Regions from separate parts of the Homo sapiens genome. Here region 1 is linked to region 2. The links are chromatin loops, found by intact Hi-C in ENCODE. Cell type or tissue: sigmoid colon. All regions are shown on one strand. Each heading gives the region's core, and the rest is flanking DNA. Links, peaks and the distances in the headings are about the cores only.

Evidence for each region. A loop is a pair of places that touch in the nucleus more often than their neighbours do. Peaks named below come from ENCODE experiments on the same cell type or tissue, not always from the same donor. Only the 100,000 strongest peaks of a DNase experiment are listed, where the experiment ranks them.
Region 1: a loop joins it to region 2, with 6 times the contacts of the local background. A loop is called at or near these places in 30 of 110 quality-filtered maps.

What each region holds. Positions count from the first base shown.
Region 1 is chr1:175,026,792-175,040,293 of GRCh38, reverse strand. No RefSeq gene overlaps it. Among named protein-coding and RNA genes, the nearest start is that of MRPS14, 10 kb to the right of the region's middle. In sigmoid colon, for the core only: CTCF peaks have their summits at 10,181 and 10,383 (motif pointing left); a DNase peak (open chromatin) is centred at 10,373.
Region 2 is chr1:175,144,938-175,161,916 of GRCh38, reverse strand. It overlaps TNN (tenascin N), which reads right to left. Exons shown (of 19, transcript NM_022093.2): 19 at 13,842-14,986. The coding sequence ends at 14,846. KIAA0040 reads left to right here. Exons shown (of 4, transcript NM_014656.3): 4 at 771-4,931. The coding sequence starts at 904. The coding sequence ends at 1,203. Among named protein-coding and RNA genes, the nearest start is that of KIAA0040, 39 kb to the left of the region's middle. RefSeq lists an enhancer at 7,471-7,970 and a silencer at 9,570-9,864. In sigmoid colon, for the core only: CTCF peaks have their summits at 6,864 (motif pointing left) and 9,722 (motif pointing left); DNase peaks (open chromatin) are centred at 6,856, 9,716 and 11,100.

The DNA of each region.
Region 1 (13,502 bases), core at 5,503-13,502, 120 kb after region 2:
GTGAGAGAAGACAGGCCCTTTCTTTCTCTTGGCTTTGTGGTGAGGCCTAGTGTCTCCAGTGGGATCAAAGAGGCAAAGAAAGAAGCTCACAGGTGAAGAGGAACCAAGAAGGGGTCAAGGATAACAATTAGTCCTAAAAGTAAGGTAGGTCTAAGGCTAAAGTTATGGCACCAAAGCCAATGGAAGAAGAGGAAGATCTACACCAAAGAGACAACCTCTACCAGCTCTGTCCAGTCCTGCCCTGTCCAGCGAACTACTTCTGGGTGCTACAAAAGCCAAGAAGACATGATTTGTAAGCTCCTGAAGCTCACTGGTTTCTAGACAGCAGGCGATTACAAAGCCCAATAATACATGAGTGCCGGAGGTGAGTGCAGGGTGCTAGGAGCAAACAGAGGAGCAATCCTAACCTTGCTTGGAGTCCCGAGGAAAGCCTCCTGGAGGAGACGGGTATAGGTTCTTTGAGGGCAGGAACAATACTGTGTACATGCATGCACACGCATGTACACGTGTGTGATATGCACCCTCCACATCCCTGCACAATATTTTGCATATGGTAGATACTTAATAAAGGTGAATCCTAATTCTTGAGTGAATTCAAGAATTAATTATTTTTTCTACTATGTCTGTGAACACTCCTCTGCTTTCTTCCTAAATCTTCTTCCTCTTCTTTTCCTTTGCTGGAAATATCCAAAGAGCTTCATTTGGGGGTAAAATCCAGCAATCTGAATGTCAATAAGTTATAGAAACGGCCATTTTATGACATTAGACAAAATGAGAGAAAAGTATACTTGTAGCCCCAGTTAGAATGAGAAATCACCATCGTTATGCTCATCATAGAGCATTTGTTCAATACTCACTGTGTGCTAGTTGCTATTTTAAGTGCTTTAAGTATGAATTTTGCTAAATCCTTTAATCCCCACAGCAGCCCAGTGAGGTGAGGAGTATTGCAGGTTTAGACTCTTACACACAGAGGGGTCGTGTAACTTGCTCAAGGTCCCAGGGCAAGCAGATGGTCGAGCCAACACAGTCTGGCTCCAGAGTCTGTAACTCATACTACATCCCACCCTCAGGACTGAAAACTTGAAAATTCAAGCATCTGGAATTTACACTGTAATGTATAGACCAGAGATCGCTCATTATTTAAAAACCTTTTGAGGCTGCATAATCTCCACCGGTTCATTTTTCTCTGACACCCTCTGTTTCCCTGTAGGGACTGACAAGTACTAAATTCAAAGAGCTTTATAGTTGGTATCTTTTGCCCAGGCTTTTATTCCAGTGATAATAAATGTACAGCATAAAAAAAAGATACTGTTAGAACCATGGGACTCATCCTTTTCTCCATCAGATAGTAGGGACAAGTCAAAATCCTACTGCATTCTGGCAATACGAGGTCAAGAAGGCCTGGGCACCAGGATAAAAGACCATAATAGCAGAACAGGCTTTCTTGGCCCCAGGTAAGTGTTTGTGCTTTGGTCTCACCATCTGAAAAATGGAGCTGATGATCTTTCAGCCTCATTAGTGCACTGCAAGGTTAACAAACCCATGTCTATATCTGAGAGGTCTATATGTTCTCAGAGGAAACAAAGATGACTAAGATGTAGTAACCCAAAAAACATCATTAACAGTGACTAGTGTCAATCTTCTTTGATTCTTTCTAAGTATTAAAATCAACATGGGCCAGGCACAGTGGCTCACACCTGCAATCCCAGCACTTTGGGAGGCTGAGGTGGGCAGATGACTTGAGCCCAGGTGTTCGAGACCAGCCTGGGCAACATGGAGAAATCCTGTCTCTACAAAAAAATACAAAAGTTAGCCAGGCATGTCCCAGCCACTTGGGAGACTGAGGTGGGAGGATCACCTGAGCCTAGGGAGGTTGAGGCTGCAGTGAGCCATGATCATGCCATTGCACTTTAGCCTGGGTGACACCGTGAGACTCTGTCAATAAATAAAATCAACATGAATCAAAACTCAAACTATTACTATAGAGGGGTAAAGAATAACCAAGTGAGGCAAAGGGGAGAAAGAGGACACTGTGAACGGCCTCTGTGGTAGCTATGGACATCCACATACACAAATGTATTCAGTAGGGAAGTATCCACGTGTGGGTCTGTTCCCTCATCTCCATTACATCAGCTTTTCCTATGGGTCACCATTTCCCTTCATTACTGAAACACTTCTTCTCTTCCAGAAGCAGACCCTGTGGTTACCTAAAGCATGGGGCTGAGGTTTTGTACAGAATCCCAACTCAAACCCAAGTGGGAGTCACAGCCTGATGTCAAACCCCAAGGACAGATTTCAGACATATGAGATGAGTCTAATTTCTACTTTGCTGATTACCATAATCTGTAAGATTATACCACACATAACATAAATCCTATTCAGTCTTTCCACAAATATTTATTGTGTGTGCATACCATTGTGCTAGGGATTGTTCTATGAACTGGGGATACAGAATTGAACAAAATAGCATAGACTCTTCATCATCGTCCCTGCCCTTATGGAGTTTACATTTCTAGAGGGAGAGAAAAATTAGCACTCCCTGTAATAGAACGTAATATGGTTTGGCTGCATCCCCACCCAAATCTCATTTTGAACTGTAGTTCCCATAATCCTCATGTGTCATGAGAGTGACCCGGTGGGAGGTAATTGAATCACGGGGGTGATTACCCTCATGCTGTTTTCGTGATAGTGAGTGAGTTCTCATGAGATCTGATGATTTTATTAGGGGCTTTTCCCCCTTTTGCTCGGCACTTCTCCTTCTTGCCATCATGTGAAGGAGGATGTGTTTGCTTCCCCTTCCACCATGATTCTAAGTTTCCTGAGGCCTCCCCAGCCCTGCAGTACTACGAGTCAATTAAAGCTCTTTCCTTTATAATTACCCAGTCTCGGGCAGTCCTTTATAGCAGCGTGAGAATGGACTAATACAGAAGGAAGTCAATATTAACAAAGTATTGATCTGTAGTCCTATGAGAGGAGTAAATGCATTCATGATAGTTTCTTCTTCATGTATCATTTAAGAAATTAACACTAGATTTCTCAGTGCTGTACAGGATTCTAATGAACATTAAAACATGACCCCGCAGCTTGTGTCGTATGGAAATTGAGTGATTTAGGTAGTTACCATCATATTTTTTTTCTCTCTTCTTCTCCTCATATAGAACAGAGATACCAAGGGTATCAATTCACTATGAATTATATCCAAGGGAGAGGAAAAAAAAAACCCAAATGGAATACCGAAAGCAGAGGTCCAGCAAGTAGAACTCAATCCTGTAAACCATTTGATCAAAAAGGGGTTTACTGAATGCTGAATGCCTACGATGTGCCTCAGGCTTGTGCTGTGTGCTGTGAGAAACCCCAGAAAGTATTATGGCATGAATTCCACCCTCAGAGACAAAACAGGAAACAATTAGTGAATAACACAGAAAAATTATTTTAGCTCTTTATTGACAACACAAAGCAAAGGATACAAAAATGCATCTAGAGATAGTTTTCATTTTCTTTTCTAAAGTAAATCGGGACAAAATGCTAATTCACCTGATTTGACTGACAAGTGATACTCCCAGCAGGAGACGAGGCACATTCAGGGACATTTTTCTTACTCTAGCAGCAGTTAGCCTGAAGGCAAGGGATGGGTGGAACTTAAGGATCTCTGGGTTTTCTAGATCAGGCCCTGGGAGAAAGCTGTGGAGAGGGTCTTTTTGGCAAACATGGAATGTAAAGGGAACATGCTGTCTCTGGCTCCTTCCCAGGCCCCAGCATGGACTACAGACATAATAACATGATACATACTTCTACTGCTCTAGGGCTGCCGGGTGACCTGCAGGCTCACCTGTACTGTGTATCTTCTGCAGAAAAGGGACATCAGCTTTGTGCTGGTATCATCAGGATGTGCCCTGTAGCTTTGCAGAAGTTTTCTACTCTTGAATCCTATTAACTTATGGCTCTTTGATATTTTTGTCCCCATGGCTACTAAAAGCAATGCACTTAAGCTAAATTGCTATTAGTAACATTTTCCCTTTTCATTAGATGGCGTTGGAATTTAGAAAAACCAGGAAGACGAAAAAGAAAAGAGAATAAGGAGAAATGATGTGAAAGAAAAGGCTGCTTTCCTATCTACTCTTTATTTCCCGCAAATGAAAATTTGTTAAGGATATTGCAAAGAAAATGGGTGTGACCTCATCCCTGAAACCACATGAAACATTGTGTTTCAGCCTGGGCCACAGGCAGCTGGGAGGGAGTGCCTTGAAGGTCACTGAGAGAGATTCAAAACCTCAAAGTGTAGGCTTTCCTTGGGCAAGGGATGAGAGAGGCACCCACACAATGGTAAGTGAGCAACAGAATCAGCTGGACACTCAAAAAGACCATCATCTTGAGCACCGAGGCAGCAGGAAAAGAGAGCGCTGCTGGGGCTCTCCTGGAGCTCGGCTGATGCAGGAGGTCTGGAATCCACAAAGGCCAGGTAGCTCCGGAGGTCCTCATCTATTCAGGTAGCAGGCAAGGGCTCTCTTGGGCCTTCCAGAGGACTGCAGAGTGACCATGTCTGCTTGGCTTTCAGCCCGCTGTTGAAGATGTTGGTGAACATCACCTTATTGACATCATCCAAAGTTTGCTGGGTGTTGGTCCTGGGCAGGGCAGCATCCTTGATGTTAGAAACACAGAGGTCGGGCTTCACCTCTGGCCTCTGGACTTGGCTTTCTTATTAGAGGGACAAGACATATGCTTTACAACTGTGTTTTATTGACTTTTATTTATTTATTTTTTTGAGACAGAGTCTCACTCTGTCGCCCAGGCTGGAGTGCAGTGGCGCAATCTCGGCTCACTGCAACCTCTGCCTCCTGGGTTCAAGCGATTCTCCTGCCTCAGCCTCTCCAGTAGCCGGGACTACAGGTGTGTGCCACAACACCCGGCTAAATTTTTTTTTGTATTTTTAGTAGAGACAGAGTTTCACCATGTTGGCCAAGCTGGTCTTGTACTCCTGACCTCAAGTGATCCACCTGCCTCGGTCTCCCATAGTGCTGGGATTACAGGCATAAGCCGTCGCGCCCAGCCACAACTGTGTTTTAGAGAGGCTCATGAAAGCCCTTCATGCCCCCTATTGTCCTCTTGAGGATACTTTTGCTCCTCTCCTCTGAAAGACAGAAAAAGTTATCCCCATCATCACTCTAAGTGTGGTCTTTGCTATGCTGGAGAAAAGTGAGATCAAAGTGCATTTTCTTCTACAATACTAGACTAGCAGGTTGTATCCATAGAGGCTGGACTTGAGGGGCAAGTCCATGAGCAACGAAGAGAGAATTTTGTGCCTGTCCAGTCCTTTCCCATTTAGTTTGGCAATGTTTGGTTAGGACACGGCCAAAGGTAAGAAGTTGACTCATCTCATTCTAATTTATGAGCACCTACTACATACCAGACACTCTGCTAGGAACTTGCATATTAAGTTGAAAACCACACATTTCCTTAGGGAACTTTCAAATGGGTTGAGGAAATTAATACAAATATAATACTAAAAGAATTGTATATGAATAGATCAGTCCCTCCTTTCCTGACTCTGACTTCCCTCTGATTCTATATGAAATTCTAATAAATATGTGCTTACCTTTGTACATCTCTTCAGAAATGCAGAATTGTCAAATCTTGTGCACACAAATTATAAGTCATTCTTAAAGGGGTAAATGAGGAAAAAAGGAATGGGGAGTTGAAAATAGGAAAAGGAGGTAAAACAGGGGGTATAAGAAGTAGATGTGTTTGCATTGAAGTCTTGACAAAGATAAAGTAGATGAGTATGGTGGAGTGAATGACGTCCACTCCAAAGTCATGTCACTCACAGCCTTAGAATGTGACCCTATTTGAAAGTCAGGTCATTAAAACATGATGAGGGTAAAGATTGAAATACAATCATGCTGGATTAGGATGGGCCCTAAATGAGAAGGTTCTATTCAGAGACAGAAAAGAACACAGAGTCACACACAGGAAAGCAGGCTGGGTGAGGACAGAAGCACAGATTGGATGCTGCTGCCACAAGCAAAGGAACATCAGCAGTCACCAGAGGCTGGAGGAGGAAGAGGCAAGACAGCGTTCTCCCCTAGAGCCTTTGGAGGGAGCGCAGCCCTGCTGCCAGCCTGGCTTTGGACTTCTGACCTCCAGAAATGTGAGAGGATAATGTTTCGTGACAATTTGTTATTGTAGCTGCTGGAAACACAAGGAGGAAGGGTAACCAGGTTCTTAGCACTGGGAATTGGCCTGAGAGGAAGGAGGTTGCTAAGATGGGAAAGAGGAGTTGACAGGTGTGCTTCTGCACACAGATACCAGGGCCATGCCTGAGGCGATAAACCCCAGGAGCTGGGTAGAAGGGCTGACAATTACCCACTGAGCTGGGCCTCATTGGTTAAATAAGATTGTCCTAAACCTTTCTATCTCAAGCACCAACTTACTTAACATCTCTGAATCATGACAGAATTATAAAAATGTAATGCAGCCACAAGCCAGGGAGCCCAACCTGGCAAACCTCATGGGCTGAGAGTCAGGCCCATGTGCCCCCTGGGCCAGTCACAGTCCTATGATCCCAACCTGCACACTGTAGCCAGTGGCCCGGCAGGCAGAACTAGAGGGGTGGAAAATCAACAATCCTAAGTCTGCAAGGCAAGAAGACATTGAATATGTGGATGGAAAATGAGACTCAGAAAAGGAAAACCTCTCTGCATGCATATTATCTGCAACAAATCAAAACAAATAAGCAAGCATCTCGAGATTGCAGGAAAGAAAATTTAACACTTCTTTTTTTGAAGTCAGGAATAGTAAGTGAAAATTGAGTGCTATATCCACTACTACTAATTTAAAATGTGCAAAATGTCAATCGCATTGTCTTTATTTAGACATCAGCTTTGATAATTAATGTAAAGATGACTTTCCATAAATTTACCCCCCCTCAGAGCCATATTTTTCCACGTGATCTCAAGTTCTGCAAAAGAAAAATGTCCTTTCTCCTTACCAAAACCCCTGCAGTGATTCCAGCCTGACGAAAAAGCGCACTCAGGTCCCTAAACTCAGGCAAGCTAACTAAAACATTTACATGGGACTGTGTTGACATGTGACATATTCTGCAACACTACCTCCCCTATCTTGTCACCTGCTCCTCACCTCCTTGGGTGACAGGAACTGGTATGTGCCTGTGTTCAATTAAGCATTTGATGAACTAAAGGGGACTGAATGGAAAGGCTGGCAGAAAGAAAGGCTTCGAGAGGAAGAACCACTGAAGGGGAAACAGATGAACAATCCAAGGTGGTCAGAGGTGTTTATGGGGAGAGATGGAAAATCACGGTGCTGCAGGCATTGACAGCAATCATAACATCATGTTAAGGGGTTTAAACTTTATTTTGTAGGTGATAAGTAGCTACCAGAAATGAGTAGTTGTAGTCCTAGAAACTTCACTTTGGCAGCAGAAAAGGATGAATGCTTTTGTGGGAGAGATGATGGGTTAAGTTTAAAAAAAAAGAAAAGGGAGAGGCAAAACAGCAGGTAAGAGTCCAGTTGGTCCTAGTACAGAGAAGAGATGAAGAGGGTCTGAACTAGGGGAGTGGGAGCAGGAATGGGAAAAATTAAATAAACAATTTGAAGTAGAATCAACAAGATTTGGATGATCGGTGGGAAGGGATATTTTTTATCTGAGCCTGAATTCTTCCCACCACCCACAAAAGAAGAATCGCACGGTGGCTCACGCCTGTAATCCCAGCACTTTGGGAGGCCAAGGCGGGCAGATCACGAGGTCAGGAGATCGAGACCATCCTGGCTAACACGGTGAAACCCCATCTCTACTATAAATACGAAAAATTAGCCGGGCGTGGTGGCGGGCGCCTGCAGTCCCAGCTACTCGGGAGGCTGAGGCAGGAGAATGGTATGAACCCAGGAGGCGGAGCTTGCAGTGAGCCAAGATCGTGCCACTGCACTCCAGCCTGGACGACACAGCGAGACTCCATCTCAGAAAATAAATAAATAAATAAAATAAAATAAGAAGAATCCAGGACAGAGGTGTGTGTGCCATTTGTTTATTTGGGAGCAAGAGTGAGGGATCAGGGCAGTGGAACAAGAACGAATGAAAAAGAGAAACAAGGACGCCACTAAGTGACTACTAAGTTAGCAACTGCTGCGGCTGACTGGAGCTTGATGTCTCGCTAAGGCCTTCCAAGGAGCCTTATGAAATGTGTTATCCCTTGGCTTCCATCTCCATTGGTTTAGGGTGTCCCCATGGGCATCACTCCCCCTGCACTTGAAGCTATGCATACATGACAGCTGAGCAGGCTCCTGGCTCCTCAGGTGTCCATACCAACACCAAAGAAGCCCCAGGGCAAGGCATGAGAGGTTCCTGATGTGAACCCAAGGTGAGTGTCACTGCAGCTGGACTAAGCTGGTAGCAGCCTGCTTGGAAGTGGTCAGCCAGGCAGTAGCTGGAGCAAGAGGTCTGGCTAAAGACATGAGAGAAAAGGAGCCAAAGGTGACTCCTATTCCCAGTGAGGCCATTCGTCAAGACATAAGGCCTTTAGAACAAAGGAGGCAATCTGGAGGAGACAGTTTTTACTGAAGTTTATGTGGGAACGCAAGGCCTTACATGGGCTCCCCCTGTGCCCCCAGTGTTCTCACCTCACCTACCTTCTTCCTCTCACTCACTTGGCTCCAGCTGCTGCCTCCCTGTTCCCCCTCAGACACACCATGCACACACCCCACTCAGCCTCCACAGCTGCCATTCCTTTTGCCTGGATGTCCTTCCCCCAGAGCCTCCTAGCTCACTCCCTCACACCCTTAAGGTCTCTGTTCAAATGCTGGCTCATCAGAGAGCCCTTCTCTGACCACATTAGGTAACAGTATCTCCTACCATAATGCTCTTTTTACTCTGCTTTTCTCTTCATAGCATGTCTCCATTTGACACATAATTATTGATTTGTGAATGGCTCTTCCCCTTTCTCCACTACAGTGTAAGCTCCATGAGGGCAGGGACTGTGTATCCTGCTGTATCCCCAGCTCCTAGAACAGTATCTGACATGTAACAGGAACGTTCAATAAATGTTTGCTGAAGGAATGGATGCTTACTAGCTCAGATTGGTACACGTGGAGTTGAAGGAGCTCTGGCACCTGGGCGAAAAGGCTCATTGGAGATATAAGTGTGGACTGGGAAAATGCAAGTGGCTGAGATCATGAGAGCCTGTGACCTGGGCTGGCTTTGCAGGTATGTCACTCATGTGTCACACAGCCCCTGCCGTTCTTGTGTGTTTGTGTGTGTCTGTGCATGTATCCCCATGCCTTCAGGAGAGCCCTGTGCTTGGTTTAATGTTCTACTGTCACTATCTTGAAATTCTGAATCATTATGTTTTTGAATTTGTGTCTTGTAAGTGAGGTCCAGTGGGACAATGGAACATCTGCATGAGCAGAGGGGACACATGTGCCCATCGTTCCTTGCTGCTCCCTTTGTATGATGCCCCATCCACATGGAATTCTGGTGGCCCCATGATGTATGGGAGATTAATGGGACTCAAAGCGAGTCCAAGGTAAGAGTACTATGTCTATGACTGAGTCAGCTGGGGCACTGGCAACCCCAAGAGGCCACTAGAACTTGCTTCCTATACATGAAGGTGTTGACATTCTAAAAGGACAATAGTTCCTTTTCCTTTCAGTCCTCTCTTACTCATGAGTAAGCCAAAGTCAGAAGGTGCTGGTAGAATGCACGTGGATCAAGAAGTAAAATAAAAGCAACTGAGTTAGTTTTATGCAATATTTTCACTGTTCTGGTAAGAACAAAACACAAAGGCATATACAAGCAACAAAATAAAAATTGTATAATTTCACTGATTCTGCCTATGAGTTAAATGCTCTTACATTTGCACGGTGAACTGGCATTCCCCAATATGACGATGAGTGGTAAAATTGATGCTAATGATTTAAAAGTACATTTAATGATTTTGTTTTTCTTTACTTAGAACATTAATAGAAAATTTAAAAATCCCATAACAAGTCCAGAGTCCAGGAAAGAAAGGAAGAGGCTTCATATTTTACTACCTTTAGCAGCACTTTTTTCCCTGCTTTTTGAACAAGAGGCCCTACATTTTCCTTTTGCACTGGGCCCTACAAATCACATAGCCTGTCCTGCCTTTGACTCCCACGGAGGCGGCAAACTCAGTCTCAAACACAGGTCCCACTTGACGATAGGCGAAGTGTCATTATTTTATTTGGGGGACAGCTGTGTGTGTGTGTGTGTGTGTGGTGTGTGTGTGGTGTGTGTGTGTGTGGTGTGTGTGTGGTGTGTGTGTGTTCAGTTTGCATCAGGCCCTGTGTGTGGGAACCGAGGATGGCTGTGTGTTGGAACGCAGATGTAGTAATACTGCCATCTCGTGTTCAGCGTGGTGCACAGCACATAGCTCCAGGGAAGGCTCACAGGCATGGGACCTGTGGCTGCTTCCGGAAGTGCTAAGGCCATCCACACTCTAAGGCCAAACCGGTAAACCAATAGGATTGCTATTCCGCTGGTAGCCTTTAATGAAGGCAGATGTGTAATGAGAACAGAGGTTTCACCCACTATCCATCACACCATTTCAGAGCCACGGTTGAAATGCGTGTGTGTGTGTGTGTGTGTGTGTGTGTGTGTGTGTGTGTGTGTGGTGCATGTGTCCCCGTGCCTTTCGCTCTCCTTCCACAGGTTCTTTTCCTTTATTATCGCTTTCTTCCTCTTTGTAGTTCCCTCTCATAGCCCAAGAAATCTGGTTCTTTTGAGCCATATCCAGCTCTCACGTGGAAGGCCCATGATGAAGCACCAGGGGAGTGCATTGGGGCAGGTGTTCAGGCCCAAGGTTGCTGGTGACTCAGCTGAGGCCAGCTAAGAACAAGCACACACCAAGTAAACATTCTTACTGTGTGGCACCAGAAGCTGCAGTCAAGTTAGTTTTGTAACTTGCCAGTTATAAAATAATGAAAAGGAATAATTAATTAGTCCTCTCAGAAAACAGAGAAGTTAAGGAAATGATCATTCCTGTATTAGGTAAAGATTAGACACCAAAAGGACAGTTTACTTGATGGCATACACAGAAGCCAGAGAAATGAAGACGAAGGGAAGAGTGAATGGCTTGGTACTAAATATGAACGAAGCAAGCATCCCTGAATTCTTAATTTCTTGCTGCTTTGGTCAGGGTTCGGCCTGTGCCTGTCCCCAAGAATAAGCCAAGGATATTGATGGGGACCAGGAATGACCCCTTCCTATATGCACCTTGAAAAACAGATTTTTCAAATACTTTGGGTGAAATAATATAAATATAAAAAGACAAGAACAGGTTAATATTTTTAAATCAACTTCAACACATATGTGAATCTAATAGTATAAATTATAGAGAAATTGGAAAATTTTAAAGACCATAAGAATAACCAGTAATCTGCTCACTCATCTCTACTCTTAATATTTAAGAGTAGCCTTTTTTAATCTGTCTATTCTATACCTACACCTGTATCTGTAAATATATATATATATATTTTAAATTAGAAACCCATCAGATTTTTAAATTTAGGATTATAACTTGATTTCTTCATTTAACCCTCCACTTACTGTTAAGTTATTTATTTGTTGTTATAGATAAGACAATGATAAATGTCCTTTTATATAAAATTTAGAGTTTCTCAGTATTTCCTTGGAATAAATTCCTCAAAGTGGCATAATTGGATCAATAGTTACAAACTTTGAAAAGACTTGCCAAATTGCTTTGCAGACAAGTTATGCCAATTTATATTCTTATCACTCGACTATGAAATTACCTATTTCCTCACACCTCTGACAATGCCGAATTTTTTTTAACCTTTGCTAATCTGCTAGCTTAAATAGATCTCATTATTTTAATTTGCATTTCCTTGGAAACTAGTGAGGTTGAACACATCTAATGTTATTAGACAGTCTGAAAATTGTCTACTAAGATTTAAAAGTGTAAAAAATATATTCAGCTAGGCATGGTGACTCACATCTGTAATCCCAGCACTTTGGGAGGCCAAGGCAGGTGAAATGCTTGAGCTCAGGAGTTCAAGACCAGCCTGGGCAACACGGTGAAACCCCGTCACTACAAAAAATACAAAAATTACCCAGGTGTGGTAGCCCACACCTGTAGTCCTAGCTACTTAGGAGGCTGAGGTGGAATCACCTGGAGCCCATGAAGCAGACTGAGGTGAGCTGAGATCGCACCACTGTACTCCACCATGGGTGACAGAGTGAGACCCCATCTCAAAAAATAAAAATAAAATAAAACAATAAAAATTAAAAATATATTCATTTTTATTTTCTTCTGTTTTTTAAGCCTTTGTTAGTATTTACCTTTTTATCTAAAATTTGATATGTGGTAAGAGATGAAGATATAATTTTTCCCAAATCTTTACCCAGTTGTTCTAGCACTAGTTGTTTAACAATTTTTATGCTTCCTTTAATACATAACCAAATTCTAATTGCACTGGAGTTTCTATCAGGCCTATCTATTCTATTTCACGTAACTGTCTGTTGATTTTGGCGCCAGTACCACATAAGCTCAATAACTACGGCTCTATAATGTATGGTATATTAATATCTGGTAGGGTAAGACTATTCAGTACTTTTTTGTTTTCAAAAATGTCATGGGGTGTGGTGGGTCACACCTGTAATCCCAGCAATTTGGGAGGCCGAGGCAGGAGGATCTCTTGAGCTCAAGGAGTTTAAGACCAGCCTGAGCAATATGGCAAGATGAGACCCCATCTCTACAAAAAAAATACAAAAAATTAGCTGGGTGTGGTGGCGCCAACCTGTAGTCCCAGCTACTCTGGAGGCTGAGATGGGAGGATTGCTTGCACCTGGGAGGTTGAGGGTGCAGTGAGCTGTGAACCAGCCATTAAATTCAGCCTCGGTGACAGAGCCAGACCCTGTCTCAAAAAATAAAATAAAATTCATGGTTTTCTATAAGGGAGTTTCTACCTCTCTTCCATCCACTCATCTTATATATATTTAATAAATATATAAATATTCAATATAAATATATATTAAATATATAAATATTCAATATAAATATATATTAAATATATATTCAATATATATAGAATATATATATTCAATATATATATTAAATATAAATATTCAATATATATTCAATATAAATATTCAATATATATTAAATATATAAATATTCAATATAAAGATATATTAAATATATAAATAATGTGAATATATAATATATAAATATCTAATATGAATATATAATAAATATTTAAATATCTAATATGAATATATAATAAATATATAAATATCTAATATGAATATATAATAAATATATAAATATCTAATATGTATATAATATATAAATATCTAATATGAATATACAATAAATATATATTTAATATGAATATATAATATATAAATATTTAATATGAATATATAATATATAAGTATTTAATACAAATATATAATAAATATATAAATATTTAATATGAATATATAATAAATACATAAATATTGAATACGAATA
Region 2 (16,979 bases), core at 5,089-13,088:
GAGTATTTGGTCAAGGAATAGAAAACATAGAGAAGGGTAATGAGGAAGAGGAAGGTAGAAGGTAGAAAGTGGAAAGCCAGCAAATGGTCACCCCTGGTTCTCTCAGCCTTGGGAGGAGAGGACTTCTCAGGCACAGGAATGTGATATAAGGAGGGGAGGAGACATGGAGCAGGGAAGAGATCATGAGGGGACAGCACGGAAAGCAGGCATGGGGCAGGATGAGGACTGATGACCTCTTAGCCCAGAGGAGACCCAGGTTCCCTACTACAGACAGCAAGAAGTAGACATCTCACTTTGTGCTTAAGCTTCAATAAGCTTTGAAAATGGCAAGTTATGTTAATAAAAGGTTACATACAGACCTGTCCTGTGGGGAGTGTGTGTTCAACATCTGTCAGGTGAGCTACAGTGGAAAAAAGATTGAGAACTGCTGTTGCAGAAGGGTCCAGGGAAGCAACCCCTTATCAGAACACTGAACACACACATTGATTCATTTATCCAACAACTACTGAGAACTTCCTACGTGCCAGACCTGATATACTATTCATTTTTATATCCTAAGCCCAATATAATGTGTGTACATAGCAAGAATTAGTTGATGCTTATTGATTACATGCATGCATTTATCTTGTTTATTGAGTCAATACAAGTTTACTGAACCCTGGAAATCTTCAATTCCTTCCCCTTTCCTAAGCCTAAAATCTATGACACTATTAAAATTGTAGACCAGTCCCCCTGCATTTCTCTTCAGTTGTCTGTTTTAATCTCTTCAGGTGCTGCCAGTGGCATGCCCAAACCCAAAGCTGGAAGAGGAATAAATTACAAGTGGTCAAGGTTGCATCCTTTTGAGCCCAGGACCTGCTTGTAAGCCGAGAGGGTTCTCTGGCCCTAATCTAGCCAAGCACCATGGAGAGAATCAGTGCCTTCTTCAGCTCTATCTGGGACACCATCTTGACCAAACACCAAGAAGGCATCTACAACACCATCTGCCTGGGAGTCCTCCTGGGCCTGCCACTCTTGGTGATCATCACACTCCTCTTCATCTGTTGCCATTGCTGCTGGAGCCCACCAGGCAAGAGGGGCCAGCAGCCAGAGAAGAACAAGAAGAAGAAGAAGAAGAAGAAGAAGAAGGATGAAGAAGACCTCTGGATCTCTGCTCAACCCAAGCTTCTCCAGATGGAGAAGAGACCATCACTGCCTGTTTAGTTAGGCAGGAAGCAGAGGTGTTTCCTTTCTGGGGCTAAGCCTCCTTCTGACCACACACAGACATTTCAGGAACCCCTGAAATAATGCACTATGTCCATGTCCACAGAGTAACTACTCAACCAAGGAACAAACCTCAGACTAAGTGTCCCAGTGGAGGGCAGTCCCAGGGACCACGTGGACAATTCTTGGATACTGTCTTGGCAGCTATGTGTCCAATAGCAATGCTCCTTACTGCAGACCCAGGCATGCCTCCCACCTGTCTCTGGCATACCCCACATGCAAAGCACAAAGAACATTTATCCATACATCTCAATATGGTTCCCAAGTGTGTGCACATGCACGTAACACACACACACACAAATTCAGGTAGCAGGTACGTGGGCAAGTATATTCTGCTCATCAAATGGTCATTGGCTATGTACTTTGTGCAGGGAAGTACATTATCTACAGTCACAAAAATGTCTCATGGGAAAGCCTTGCCAGATTCAGACACATATATACAATTTCCTAACCAGCAAGGCCCCCATACACCATCTATTCCATAAACCACTCAGGTTACAGATGCATGCTTTCCTATTTCTAACTCTACACATAAACTTTTACTGGAAGTACTCATAATTGGACATTCCAGCAACCTGCTACAGTCCCCACCCTTGTGTGTCTTGATACAGACACACCAAGTTTCTGTGCCTCTGACCCCTCACCTGTGCCAAGATGTTTAAAGTGTGATGGTTCAAAATTCATTGAAAGCTCTTTTCTTGTAACTCATGACAAAGTCCGTCCTCATTGCCACTGAGAGGTGTTTAATGTGATCCAAGACCTCTCTGTGAAACATTACCCCCGCAAACCACTCAGCAAAGTGCCTTTCTCCAAGCAAGAACAAAGAGCTCTTGGTGGTGACTGCTAGAAAATTATGGAAGCCCACTCATTTATGTCAGTGGACTGCAACTGTGTACCTGTGCAATGTTTACAGATGGAAAGGGTGAGGAGATGCTACACCTGAGCTAGGTATCTCCTATATAACCAAAGTTTCCAGCAGGGAAGGAACTAGACAATCATCAGTGCAGTCTCACAGAAGGCAACACTGGAAGTGATGTCATAAGGTTGTGATGTGTGCACGGTATGGCACAGGTGGGATGCAGAGGTAACAGAGTTTAAATGAAAGTAGGATGAAGCTATAAAGAGGTTTATTTATATTTATATTGAAGCTCAGGCAAGTGCCTTGCACACAGTAGGTACTTATAACTAACTGTGGTTACTGTTGGATATGTGATGTTGTTAAGGGTAAGCTTGTAATACCTCACCAGTTCTCCCCGAGTGATCTTCTCTTCTAAGTGAGCCCACTAATTGCTGCAATGGATGAAATTGGGTGTTTAATGCTGGAGAGCACATGTAGGTGACACATGTGCCTTGAGGTATGTGAGGACATGTAAATTAGATCCACAGTGAGCTGAGGAGGGCTTTCCCCGCCAGAGTGAGGTTGGGAAGCAGAGTTAATCCACTTATAGGATGAACTGCTTGGTATTTTTATTGTATTGTGACTGTATTACAAAGATGGACAATTCACTCCTTGGGAGCAAGTTATGCTCTAGAAGTTTATTTACAAATATGCTGGGCAGCTCTCTTGAAATATTTTCCCAAGGAAGCTATTCTACACAGTGGCAAAATTGCTATCTAATTAATAATGTAGCTAAACTATGATATTTATAGTAGCAAAAAACTAAATTCTATAAGATTGCATTAAAGGAAAGATATATTCTATTTGCTCACTTGGGCTGCTTGGTACTCACCTGCCCTCCAGGTGTACTTTAGGCCTGTGGAGGGTGGGCATTTAGTGGTGACCCTTGCACCAGGGTTTTCTAACAGATGACCCTGTGAATCATAATTTAAACCTGCATATATTTTATAGCCAGTCACATTTGCCCTCTCACCCTATATGGCCATAAACTGCCTAAGCACTCAGGCCTCCCACTCATCAACCCCTTTGACCAGAGAAAGAAGCACTCTGGTTCTCTATCCCCTTGTCACATAGAGAGTTTGTCATGGGGCCTCTGGCTGTGCCCTTCACATAACAGAATGACTTGCCATCTGCCTGCACCAAACCCAGGGATGTGGAAGACATCTCCCCACAACTGCCACTGCTCACCAGGACAAGCTGCCCTTCCTGTCTCCACCTCTCAGTCCCCCTAGAATGGATGGCTGGGGAGAGGTGGAGGCTGACAGCTGAGACGTAGTGTCAGATATGATCTAGGAGGGCGGATCACCGGGATCCGGGACCATACAAGTAACATGGTTTCCATGGCAACTGCTTGCTCCTTTGAATTAAGACAGCAGTCAGTTGTCATTGCCATGACAAGGCCTCTATCTCCAGGCACAATGTCCCTGCTGTCTCCTAATCCAATGGACTTGCTCTCACCCCAGGGATGAAACACCCAGAAACTCACTTCTCAGTCACTTCCACAGCCGATGACTCAGAAGAGCCAAACCCAGAATGGGGCCTCTCTTTTCCCCATCACAGACTCCCCTGACAACCTTTCCTGGCGTAACTAGAGGAGTCCCAGTGCAGGATAGGCCCTAAACGTTTTGTTAAATAAACAGGTGCATGAAAGGAGCCTAAGGCCATTGTTGATATCCACTCTCTTCTTTCCACTTCCTTCTCATCTTTTTCTCCATGTTTTATGCTTCTCTGATTCCCTCTTCTGCCTGCACCAGACCAGCCCCAGCCCTTTATTCCTCTCCATTTTCACTCCTTCCAGCCTCTGTCCCTGAACTGCCACTGGCAACCCATGGGACCTCAGGACCAGAGACTGCTTGACTCATCTGGGGAGGGTAAGTTCACGGGGGACAAAAAAATGATTCCTAAAGAAGAGGCTTCCTAGACCAGCACAGGCTCGAGAAAGACATCCCCTAGGCCTGGACTTCTGAGCAGCTTTAGCCAGGCTCCGGACGGCAGCCAGAGGAGGCCTTTCCCCATTGCTCCTTTCCCCATTGCTCAATGGATTCCATGTTTCTTTTTCTTGGGGGGAGCAGGGAGGGAGAAAGGTAGAAAAATGGCAGCCACCTTTCCAAGAAAAATATAAAGGGTCCAAGCTGTATAGTATTTGTCAGTATTTTTTTCTGTAAAATTCAAACACACACAAAAGAAAAATTTATTTAAATAAAATACTTTGAAAATGAAAAGTCTTGATGTAGTCAGATGGTTACTCTCTTAACATTAGGTATTACCCCCACTCAGACATCACTCAGAAATGATCAATGCAGGGACTCTTTCTGTGACACAAATGTCCCAGCCCTCCCTGGTCACCGCCTTCGCCATGGTAGAGTCATAGGTCTGAGGATGAGGAATGTGGCTGTCTCACCCTTGCTTGCAAAACAGATGGCCTTGGAGACCAGACTCCCTCAAAGGTGCCAGCTACAGGAAAAATATACTGATGTTCCTTGGCAACACTTACAGAACTTTCCATCAATGAGGTCCATCAATGGCTTCTTAAAGGAAAAGGGGGGAAATAGCAAAAACCTAAGGAAGAATGGACCTTTGAGTTAAATCCAGTGTTTGTTGGGAAAGGAGGGATCAAAAACCTCTATAGTAGCCACTAGGGCAAAAACTGTGTGTATGTGTGTGTGTAAGTGTGTGTACACTGTTCAATATGGTTCAATATGGTACCAATAGCCACATGTGACTATTTAAATTCATTGCAATGAAATAAAATTAAAGGTATACTAGCTCAGCTATGTCTGCCATATTTCTTTTTTCTTTTTTTTTTTTTTTTTTTTTTGAGATGGAGTCTTGCTCTGTCATCCAGGCTGGAATACAGTGGTATGATCTTGGCTCACTGCAACTTACACCTCCCGAGTTCAAGTAATTCTCATGCTTCAGCCACCTGAGTAGCTGGGATGACAGGCATGTGCCACCATGCCCAGCTAATTTTTTTTATATTTTAGTAAAGATGGGGTTTCACCATACTGGCCAGGCTGGTCTTGAACTCCTGGCCTCAAGTGACCCGCCAGCTTCCCAAAGTGCTGGGATTATAGGCATGGGCAACTGCGCTTGGCCATGCCAGCCACGATTCAAGTGCTCAGTAGCTACACGTGGCTAGCGGCTGCCATCCTGGACAGCATAGGTCTATGATCTTGGGGGCAGGGTCAGACACCTGGGAAAAACAGCCATGCTGACTGGATTTCAAGGAGGGCTTAAGAAGGAAGGCCTAGAGCACAGGTGGACTCTTTGCCTTATCTCGCCCAAGGCAGGTTATGTCTGTAGTTCAGATGAGTTCATTCCTGGGCTCCCTTCCCCATCACCACACACTCATGACAACCAGAGAACAGAGACTCTTCATTCAGCTCCTTGTTCATCCACCCAGGACATTGCTAAACATTCTGGTGCAGAGGAGGAACTGATGCTCAGAAACCATCTGGGAGGGGAGCAGCTGCTGCACCCCTGAGGGGATGCCAGTGCTCAATGCCTGCAGCCGCACCTGCCCCGGCTCCATCCTGGCCTTGGGGTATAATATGGATTTGGACAATGAATGCCATCACGTCCTTAGCATTCTCAGTTTATCACAGCACTCTGCACTGGCCCCTTGCCCGTTGACCTTAGTAGTATTTCCCAATTCAAAGTCACAGGTTTACTGGACTGGAAAAAAATCCCTTCAACCCGCTTTCTGTCTTAGACTCAAAGGGTTGTTTTCAAACACCTGTGTGGGCAATGTCACACTATATTTCTTCAGGAATGGCTGTGACTGTGTACCTCCAGCCCTCTTTTGAGGCTGTTCATCCCATTAACATTTCTGACTGTTTACTATATGCCAAGCACGCTAGGTGCCAGTGATACTAAGTTGTCCTAGAGGGGCTCAGAACCTGGTAGGGGGGCACAGACAAGCAAACCATGACAAGACAGTGTGGCCATTGCTTCCTTAGAGGGAAGCTCCCAGGCTGGCTTCAGGACAGGCCGGGGGAGATCGCCTAGGAGGTGTCTAGAGACTTGCACAGGAAGAAACTGAGAAAGGAGGGCCCCAGCTGCACAGTCTACAAAGGCAAGTGCACCCTGGAGTAGTGATGCAGGCAGACAGGATGATGGGGACGATTCAGAAACCATCAGGGCTCTCTGGAAGCCATAAGTGCAGTGAGCTAGGACTCATGACTAGGGTTGTCCCAACCCTGATGCTAACTCCGACTCTCACTAGTTATGTAATTTGGACCCATGGCTTAATCTCTCTGTAAGACTTACCTGCTAAATAAAGCTAATGAGAGTAGCTACCTCATAGGGAGCATTAAATGATCGTGTGTACAAAGCATTTAGCACAGGACGTGGCTTATATTAAGTGCCCAATAAATGTTACTTATTATTATTAAGGGTTGAAGGAAAACCGTGAGAGAGCTGTGTCCTAGGAACCAAAGGAAAAGAAATTTCCAAGAAGAAAGTGATGGTCCATAGAGTCAAATGATGCAGGCAAATCGAATGAGATAGGGATTGAAAATAATTAGCATTTTCTATTCCCCATGGTGTGATGTGTTCCCTAATTTCACCACATACTGCACTATCTACAGGATTACCAATACTCCATGGATTAAGGTCTGCAGATTTGCAGATTAGGCAAGGCTGCCTAATTATCTGTCCCGCCTCTGCCCACAACGAAGTCGCCCCAGCTTGTCAGTGCCACCTGGTGGCCAGATCAGGAGAAAGCGTGAGTCAACATCTTTTTCACCTTAGAAGTGTTTCCTGGAGAACATCCATCTAGCTAGTTCACCTGTTCTCAAATTAAATGTGCAAAAGAGTCACCGGGTTTTATGTGAAATTCACAAATCTGTCAGGGTCCGGAATGCCGTGCTCATGTGACATATGGGGGATTTCCATAAATCATAGGTCTCAACTGTTGTTACAAACATATTTTGGTGAAGTGTTCTATATATAGCCTCACTACAGTAAAGCTTCCCTAACCACACAAGTCTTGCCCATTGCAGTAAGACTAGACCACATTGCAATTGTGTGTTGCTTCTATTCCCAGCACCCCACCCCTATTTTGACCCCCATTAGAATTAGCTTTATGAGATTAGAATTAGAACTGTCTTATTCACTAGTATATCTTCAACACCTAGCATGGAGCCTGGCACATACTATATGCTAAATAAATGTGTTGATTGGGGGAAATAAACACTGAGGTGTTTCTTAAAAATGCAAATTCCCTGTCTCTCCCTGCCCTTCTGGCTGATTATTAAGTCTAGGGTGATGCCAGACAACCTGCTCTAATAAACACCAGGTCAATGCAGGTGGTCCCTGAACCACACCTTGAGAAATACTATCAAAACAACAAAAGAACTGTGTACGGTCAAATAAGTTTGCAAACACTGCATAGTATAACTTTCCCACTTCACCCCCTTGGGATCTGCAACGCATTTATCACATTAAAGTTTCTAGCAGGTGCTGTAATAAAGAATTTGGTTTAACTCCCCTTAAAATTTTCCCAAATTTATTTAACCACAAGCCTCTTTTTCTTTTAGCACATCTGGAGGAACAAAGATTCAGGGGCCACCATTTGGGAAATGCTGCCATGGAGGGCTAGTACGCACTCCACACATCCTTTGCTCCTGACTTCCATGGAGGGCTGGTGCGCACTCCACGCATCCTCTGCTCCCGTCTTCCATGAAGGGCTAGTGCGCACTCCGGCGTCCTCTGCGCCTGTCTTCCATGGAGGGCTAGTGCGCACTGCGGCGTCCTCTGCTCCCGACTTCCAAGGAGGGCTAGTGCGCACTCCACGCGTCCTCTGCTCCCATCTTCTATGGAGGGCTAGTGCACACTCCTGGCATTCTCTCCTCCCATCTACCATGGAGGGCTAGTACACACTCCAGGCATTCTCTGCTCCTGTCTACCACGGAGGACTGGTGCGCACTCCACCGTCCTCTGCTCCCGTCTTCCATGGAGGGCTAGTGCGCACTTCGACGTCCTCTGCTCCTGTCTTCTATGGAGGGCTAGTGCGCCCTCCAGGCATTCTCTGCTCCTGACTTCCATGGACTGCTAGTGCGCACTCCGATGTCCTCTGCTCCCGTCTTCCACGGAGGGCTAGTGCGCACTCCGGCGTCCTCTGCTCCTGTCTTCTATGGAAGGATAGTGCGCATTCCAGGCATTCTCTGCTCCTGACTTCCATGGAGGACTAGTGCACGCTCCACGCGTCCCCTGCTCCCGTCTTCCATAGAGAGCTAGTGCGCACTCCACGCTTCCTCTGCTCCTGACTTCCACTACAGACTCAGTCAATGTCATCTCCAGAGGAAACTGTTTCTGCAGTGTATACAGATTCTCACTAACCTTTATGAACCTTTCTCTTTTACTCTTCCCTTTCTCTTTTACTCTTCCCTTTCTCTTTCTTCCATTTGCAACCCATAATAATCCTGTTGGTGGCTATTCATAGCAAATATGTTTTAGAGCTGCTAAAGAGACATCTCTATCAAAAGAAAAAAAAGAAAAAAAGAAAAAGTTTTAAATGAAAATATGAAGACTGAAGATCCAAGCCCACTATTTTACCATTCCAGAGTGCCTTCGTACATAAAAACCACTTTCATTATTTCACTTGATTCTCACTTTATAAATGAAGAAAATGAGGCCCAGAGAAGGTAAGCCAGTTTACCCAAAACTGGAATAGAAACCCAAGTCTTCAGACTCCTACCCCAGTGTTCCTTCTGCACACCAGGCATCGAGATCCAGGCCAATCTGATCTTGGCTCCTCAAAGACTGTTGAACTTGTAGACGCCCCTCCCTTGAGTTGGAAACTTACAGAACACAATCAAGGGTCTTCCCATAAGCCTTTAAAGTGCCCAAATGCCTCCTTTATATGTCCCACAGCAAGCCTCATCTGCCTCCTTCTCCTTCTCTAATTCAACCTAATTTTCTTCACTTACCAAAATAAAGAACTGTTTCCATTCCATTTTGTTTCTTTCTTTTATTTAAATTACAGTACCGCAATACTGTTGTTTCCTATTTTTCATTATACATACACTGCAACTCATCTATATTGTAGAGTAAACAGAGTTTTATGGGCTAACCTGAGAACCTACCTTCTTTATATAACATTATAATTGGAACTCAAATAATTTCACCCACAGAAACAGCCAACTGACAGAAGGAATTGGAGAAGTGAATTCATTTGCAAATTAGGAGCTGCCTGAAATCTCTCCCAGGGGTGCCCCCCTTCACCTTTCATCAGGCTGACAACCTCTATCCGCCTTTCCTCCCCAGCAGCCCAGTGCGCCGGGTCTGGGGATAGAGTCCAATCTCACCAAGCAATCTCCTCAAGGTTGTTCCCAGTTATTTTTTGCGCATTTGTCCAGCAAGAACGCTGCCTAAGAAACCACCAAGTGCAGGCCCAATGTTAAGCTGGGCCTCACCGACTGACTCTCCAGATAGCATCACCCAGGAAAAGAGAAAAGTGGGGACCTAGCCCCCAGAACTCCCCTTTATAGAAGAGAGAAGTGGCGCTGAAATGAGAGGCTCCCGACAGGACAACACTGCCATCTCCTGGCCAGGCTGAATATAGCAAACCTCTTGCACTAAGCTGCGGTCCCAACCGTATTGATCAGCTCCGTATTGACATGAACTCCCTCCTGATCCCCTCCACCACCCTAGCGAAGCGCTTGAGGTAATGACTTGGAATTTCTTTTTTTTTTTTTTTTTTTTTGAGACGGAGCTTCGCTCTTGTTGCCCAGGCTGGAGTGCAATGGCTCAATCTCGGCTCACTGCAACCTCTGCCTCCTGGGTTCAAGCATTCTCCTGCCTCAGCCTCCGGCGTAGCTGGGATTAGTGGAGGGCCTTTTCCATCAACTGGCTAAATTTCACCAAGAGTTTCTCGCTGTTATACTTGTTTTTCCTTCTGCCATGCCATCCCTTCATCTGCATGTCCCCTGTCCACATCTCCTCACACACCACACCTGGCCTTTTTCCTTCCTCAATCACAATTTCTGGAGGCATTTTCTATCTTTCTCCTCAGCTCCTTCAGCATTTCCTGGCTTTAATCATCTTTAAATCCCTGAGAATTCAAATTTTAAACGCAGAGCTTTTGATCTCATTTGACAAACATAAACTCTGGGACCCTATTCCCAGAGGAAGCCACTGTCAGGAACAACCAGCTCTAAGCTCTGACATGAAACGACCCATCTCTTGCCTGTACCACCCATCCTCCTCAAAGCCCACCATTCCTTCTTCCTGGATATCTCACTAATCTAGACCCTCCTCCCCTTCTCCACCATTTCTGCCACAGGCCAAGGAAGTTATGACCGCTTGCCTGAACTATCACAATAGCACTCAACTTGCCTGTGAGTCCCTATCCTTCCTCCAAAACTTCCCTCAACACCCCCAGCCCTGTTGTCTATCCTATCACCAGACTGATATTTCCGAAATATACATCTGACCTTGTCACTCTCAGGTTTAAAAACCTGTGTGTTCCCCACTTTCCACATGCTTTCATCTGAGCAGTGGCTCTCAAGCGTGGTCTATGTTGGAATCCTTGGGGGCACTTTAGGAAGCTCAGGTGCACAGAACTCACCTGATACCCACTGGAGCAGAGCCCGTTGAGGGGAGTGGAGCTTCTGTACCCATGGAGGCCCCCTGCCGCCGCCGACAGGTAGTGAGCGCTGAGAACCTCAGTACTGGCCTGGCAAAGGAAGAATCCCCACTCATCTCACCAGCCTGGCTCCCCACCAAGCTCTCCTCACCCCAGTAAGAAACCACTTTGCCCCCCTCAGACATGCCACACTCCACACTTTCTCTTCCTTGCTGCCAAGTCTCCTGTACCCGATGGGCCCCACCCCTCTTGGGCCTCTTTTTTCTCCCCCCAGAACTCATCCTTCCAGACTTAAAGCCGACATCACATCCCCGTGAAGCTCTCTCCCTTGGCACCCCTGGCAGGATGAGTCACCCTGACTCTGCCCACAGTGTTCAGTCCACCTCCCTGTGGACTCACTCTCCCCAGTTTGTTTCCATGGCTGCCTCTGCCACCACTCCAAGAGCTGCTGGAAGGCCACATTTGTGTTCTGTTTATCACTGTCTTGCTCATGTCCTGCATAAAAGGCAACACTTTGGAAACTTTACCAAGACTTCTGTCTTTGCATCTACCCTAGTGCCTGGCTTGCAGCCTGTGCCTTCTATGAGAGCTTTTGTTTGCTTTAGTTTGTTCTAAAGGGTAGAAATCGTCCCTGTAAGCTTCAAAACCTTGATGGCTCATAACCTGGTTCTAAGAAAATTGACTCTCTCTAAAAAGCAGGTCTATCCAGAAACCCATTCCACGGGCCCATATTCAGCTACCAGATTGGAAGTTGTGAGCACTGGTCACGTTAAAATGAGGTTAGGCATGGAAGTTTCAAGTTGGAATGTTTTCCTCAGTCAGACAGAGGCCCTTTGAAAATGAGTTTCTCTCAACTTCCTTCCTGGTCCCCAGTAGAACCTTTGAAGGGTCAGCTGAGGTTTTCTTCACCCGCTCCTTTGTGCACCATGGGTCCTACAGGCAAAATAATGTAAGAAATAGCTCCTGTTTCCCAAAAGTCCTCCTCTTGCCCAGTGGTGGAGAAACCCTGGGGTCAATGAACACAGGGGTGTGTGTTTTGTAATTTGCTACCATCACAGGCTCCTCCAGAGCAAAAAGACCACCGGCGGCTCCCCCACACCACAGCTACTCAGAGTGGACACCACTCCAGCAGCAGCCCTCGGCCCAGACCTACTTAACTAGAGCGTCTGGGGAAGGGACCCCGTGATCTCTGTGTTAACAAGCATGTTCAAAGTTGAGAAGCATTGCCAACAATCACCATCCTTGGCTCGAAGTCAATTTCTGGGATTTAATCCATTTTGCAAAGGAGGCACTTTTCTAAAAACCCTGGATCACTGTGATGAGCCCAAAGCTTCATAATTACGAAGCTGAGTACCCCACATGCAAACGGGGTCACGGAGCAGCAGAAGGGAATTCCAGCCAGGTGCGGCGGCTAGCACCCGTAGTCCCATCTACTTCCCGAGTCAAGGCTGGAGGATCATTTGAAGCCAGGAGTTCAAGACCAGCCTGAGCAATATAGCAAGAGCCTGCTATATATCTATAGATATAGACATAGATATAGATATAGATGATATACATATAGATACAGATATAGATATAGATGATATAGATATAGATAAAGATATAGATATAGATGTATAGTTGGGCATGGTGGCACTCGCCTGCAGTCCCAGCTACTCAGGAGGCTGAGACGGGAGGATTGCTGAGTCCAGGAATTCAAGGCTACAATGAGCTGTGGTCACACATTGCACTCGCCTTTTTTTATTCCCTATATTCTTCCTCACAACACCAGAAATTAAAAGGGAGAGATTTACACTGTTTTCCTCACACAGCCTGGGTGACAATAAGACTCCATTTCTATTAAATAAAACAATTAAAAAACTACAAAAATGTTTTTAAAAGAAGAGAATTTGAGGAGAAGACTTGGAACTGGGAAGTTGTGCAGACAGACCTTTAAGACAGATGAGACCAGCCTGGGTAAGATAGCAAGACTCCATCTCTACAAAAAAGTAAAAAATTAGCTGGGCACAGTAGCATGTGCCTGTAGTCCCAGCTACTCAGGAGGCTGAGGCGGAAGGATTGCTGGAGCCCAGGAGTTCAAGGCTGGAGTTCAAGTCTGCAGTGAGCCTTGATCATGTGAATATACAGCAGCCTGCAAGACAGAGAGAGACCCCATTCAAAAAAAAAAAAAAAGGCAGACAAAGAAATTAGCTCAGGCTCAGGCCCTGATAAAGTTAGATCAAGACTAGGAGAAATTTGGTCAATTTCTGTAAACATCTCCTCCTCAGAGAGGCTTCATAGTCCAACACCATGCAACACCTTCATCTTCTCATCCTACCTTTTCTTCCACGGCATTTCCCACTTCTTGTAACCACACATTTATTTGTTGCTTAATGTCAGCCTCCACCATGAGAATATTAGCACAAGGACAGGAATATGATGTTATGTCCTTGATTAACACCAATGCTTAGAATGGAACTTGGCACATAATAGGGCTTCATCTCTATTCGTTGAATGAGTGAATGTAAACGAATGAATGAATGACAGCACACAAGCTCCATCAATACAAGGATAGTGTCTATCTTGCTCACCTTTGTTTCCCCAGTGCCCAGCACACTGCTTGATACAAAGCAAACAACAAACTCTTGTTGAATCAATTAATAACATGCAAGCACATTTTTTCATCGTCAGCATCAACACTAAAACTGTATTTCACTGAGACCACTCATTATCAGAGCGAGCAGTTACCATGGCATTGCTCAATGTGTGTGTCTGGGGAAGGAAGGCACCAGAGGGGGATGCTGAAGACTTTAAAGGTTGACAGAAACGGTTTCAGGGGTATGGTTTGACATTCACCCAGAGGTTAAAACCTGGAGACATCTAGGCAATAGACTACACCCTCGTCCTGGAGGGGTACGGCAGCTTTTGGAGCATTCGCCTTACTTCCCATTCACTCACTTCTGCATTCTAAATACCATTATTTCCCATCATGCAAATCAGAGTCCACAGCCAACCAAATTCCATTACAATGCACGAATTGTACCTTCACTTGCATGTAGGTTAAATTTAGAATTCAAGTGCACTTACGTGGAGGAAAATAACACATGGCAATTTTTTTTTAAATCAAGTGGTTTATTATTTTTTTTCTTCAATAGGAATTTAAGTTACTTCATTGGTCACTGATTTTGCTACAGAAAACCCTCCAAAGTGATAGAAAATAAGCAAAAAGGATCTGATCTTGCTAACTGTCCGATCAAACAGTAAGACTCACGGTGCTGAGCACTCCCACAAAACCCAGGGCTCCAATAGTGCAGGGCGGGGAAAAGAGGGAGTCTGAGGCCTGGTGGGCATGAATGGGAGTTGCAGAAGAGTCTTTGGGAGGAACCAATTATCAAGACAGTCAAATTATTCAAAGTTGAAATGAGTGAGAATTTATTCACAACATATGCAGCTCTATGGACGCAATTATGCAAATGACTGAAAAGAGGGCACTTAAAAATAGCAGTAAGGCGGCAGCTTTGGTCTCCAGCATGCTGGATACAAGTCAGAACTTAGCTAAACATGAGTCCATCTTAGCCCCTTTTATCCCCTTTATTCTTCCTCATAACACCAGAAATTAAAAGGGGGAGGTTCACACTGTTTTCCTAAAAACCCAATGGGAAAGGAGGTGACAAACGTCCGGTTGTCTCAGCCCTAACCCCTGGGTCATCAGAACTCCTCCTCTGTGCTTCTTTCCAGAGAAAAGATTTGCATTAGCAGAACTTTAAATACATAGATGTAAATTTCCAGAGATTTCCAACTGGTGAAGTGCTGGGTGATTCCTTCTCTTGCCCTAATCCAGTATATATGTTGCTGAAGATAAGCTGAGAAACCTTGCCGTTCCAGTACTGTCTTTCCTACACATACTGTGCAACTACTATTTTGATTTTCAAGACCCTCATAAAGACGGGCAAAAATGCAGGTGAGAGGGAAGGAACCTCCATGGCTTGAAGCTTGGTGACATGATTTGTTCTGCGGGCTATCTGAGCACTCCCAGACCGCAGTGACCACTACCCACCCCGCCCCAAGCTGCCACAGCTGGTGGTGTCTCCTGCGAGGACTGCTCACACGGGCCATCAGAACGTTCGCAGCCTTCCTCTCAGCGTCCGCTTCTTTCTGCCCAGGACAGGCTCCCTGCTGTAGCCATGAGGGCGGATTTTCAACTCCACGTAAGGAATGGAGAATTCATGTCCTTTCCAAGGCTCCCAGTTCACCCCCTACCAAAAAAAAAAAAAAAGCCACATCAAGAAGAGGCTCTTAGGAGGAGGGCAGGGTGGGTTATGGTACAAAGGAATTAATTAATTAATTAATTACCAGTGAAACCACTCCCTCTCTGCTCAGGAGAGAGAAAGAGACGGGGTGATGAGAAGGGAGGGGAGGGCAGGATCCGGACACACGCGCCCTCTGCTGGGCAGCTGGGGTTAGACGGGCTGAGAGGACTTGGACGATTTGGAAGCTGGCGGTCTCTATGGTGGGAGCAAGGGGGTGTGAGCCCGGGAGCTGGGTGAGGCCAGAGCAGCCACAGAGACAACACAGGGGTCAACCGGGCCGGCAATGGGCAAATTATCTTTCCTTCACTCTTTTCCTTTCCAAAAAATTAAAGGCAAAAATAAACATATTAATTGGCCAGTTGTGTAAAATCATTTTCAATTTAGACTGTTTAGATATTAGCTCTGGGGTAACAAATAGCCTGCTGAAAACTAAATTTCATTTTATTTCTTTTGACTGGTGAGCGCAATAATATTTAATTCACTTAATAACCCTGCAACCTGGCCAATAAAAAGCCCAAGTGACCAATTTTATGTATTTTAATTTGTGAGGTAAATAATAAACAAGAAGCTAAATGCCTTGCAGACTGTGAAAAGCGCATTAAACAGATGAATGTCTTTTATTAGCAAATATGGGATGGTTCAGGGCATCCTGGCTGCTCGTTTCCAATATTTGATCTCCTATCCCTGGCTTCCCTGAGTCAGCCCACACGCTGCCACCATGATTCATGGGCCCACCCTCCCCAGCTTCCCTGGGGGCAAATTTCTTCTTCCCTTTGAAAAATCACATAAAGATTGGGAGTCCCGAAGACTGGTCAGGGCCAAAGTAATCAAAATGTACCTGGACTTCGGATGTGCTAATATTTACAGTAATATTGGTACAAGGTGAGTTCTGAAGAGGTGGCTTCCTGGAGGCTTAGGATCAGGGCTGCAGATGGGAAATTAGAAACCTAGGATGGGGACTCAGCGTTTGTGGAGGGGAGAGGATTAATGACGAGCAGAGACAAAGATGCAATTTTCAAGAAACTGTGAGGGAGCAGGTGGGAAGTGCCCCGCAGCTGTCAAAGAGTCAGGATGATGCACTGGGGCAGAGGAGGCTTGAGAAATAGCGGGTGGGACAGTTTCAGGGCAATGTGGGAAGAGGAGCCCTCCTGGACCCCTGGGCCCTGGGCGCACACTCCCAATGTGGAGAGACTGGTCTAGCTCAATGTTCTGGGAAGGTTTTGGGTGAAGTGGATCCAAGAGTAGGTCTGACCTAAGGCACAAAAGACTGTTTTCCTGGTGATCAAAGGACTTGAGACAGCTTTTTTTTTTTTTTTTTTTTTTTGAGACAGGGTCTTGCTCTGCCACCCAGGCTGGAGTGCAGTGGCTTGATCATGGCTCACTGCAGTCTCAACCTCCCAGGCTCAAGTGATCTTCCTGCCTCAGCTTCCCTAGAGGCAGGGACTACAAGTGCACGCCATAATGCCCAGCTAATTTTTGTATCTTTTGTAGAGACAGGGTTTCACGATGTTACCCAGGCTGGTCTCAAATTCCTGGGCACGAGCAATCAGCTCACCTCAGCCTCCCAGAGTGCTGGGATTACAGGCATGAACCACCATGCTCAGCCTAAAGAAATAGCTCTTGTTCAACTAGGAGAACAACTAGAAAGTAGGCAGTGTTTGTTATAAACTGAATGTTTGTGTCTCTTCAAAATTCATGTAGTAAAGCCCTAACCACCCCCCACCAACATGATGGTATGTAGAGGGGGCCTCTGGAAGGTAATTAGGTTTACATGAGACCATGAGGTGGAGCCCTCATGATGGGACATATGCCCCTATATGAAGAAGAGATCAGAGCTCCTTTCTGTCCGCCATGTGAGGACGCACAGCCACAAGCCAGCAAGGTCCACCACCAAGAACCAAATCTGCCAGCAGTCTGATCTTGGACTTCCCAGCCTCCA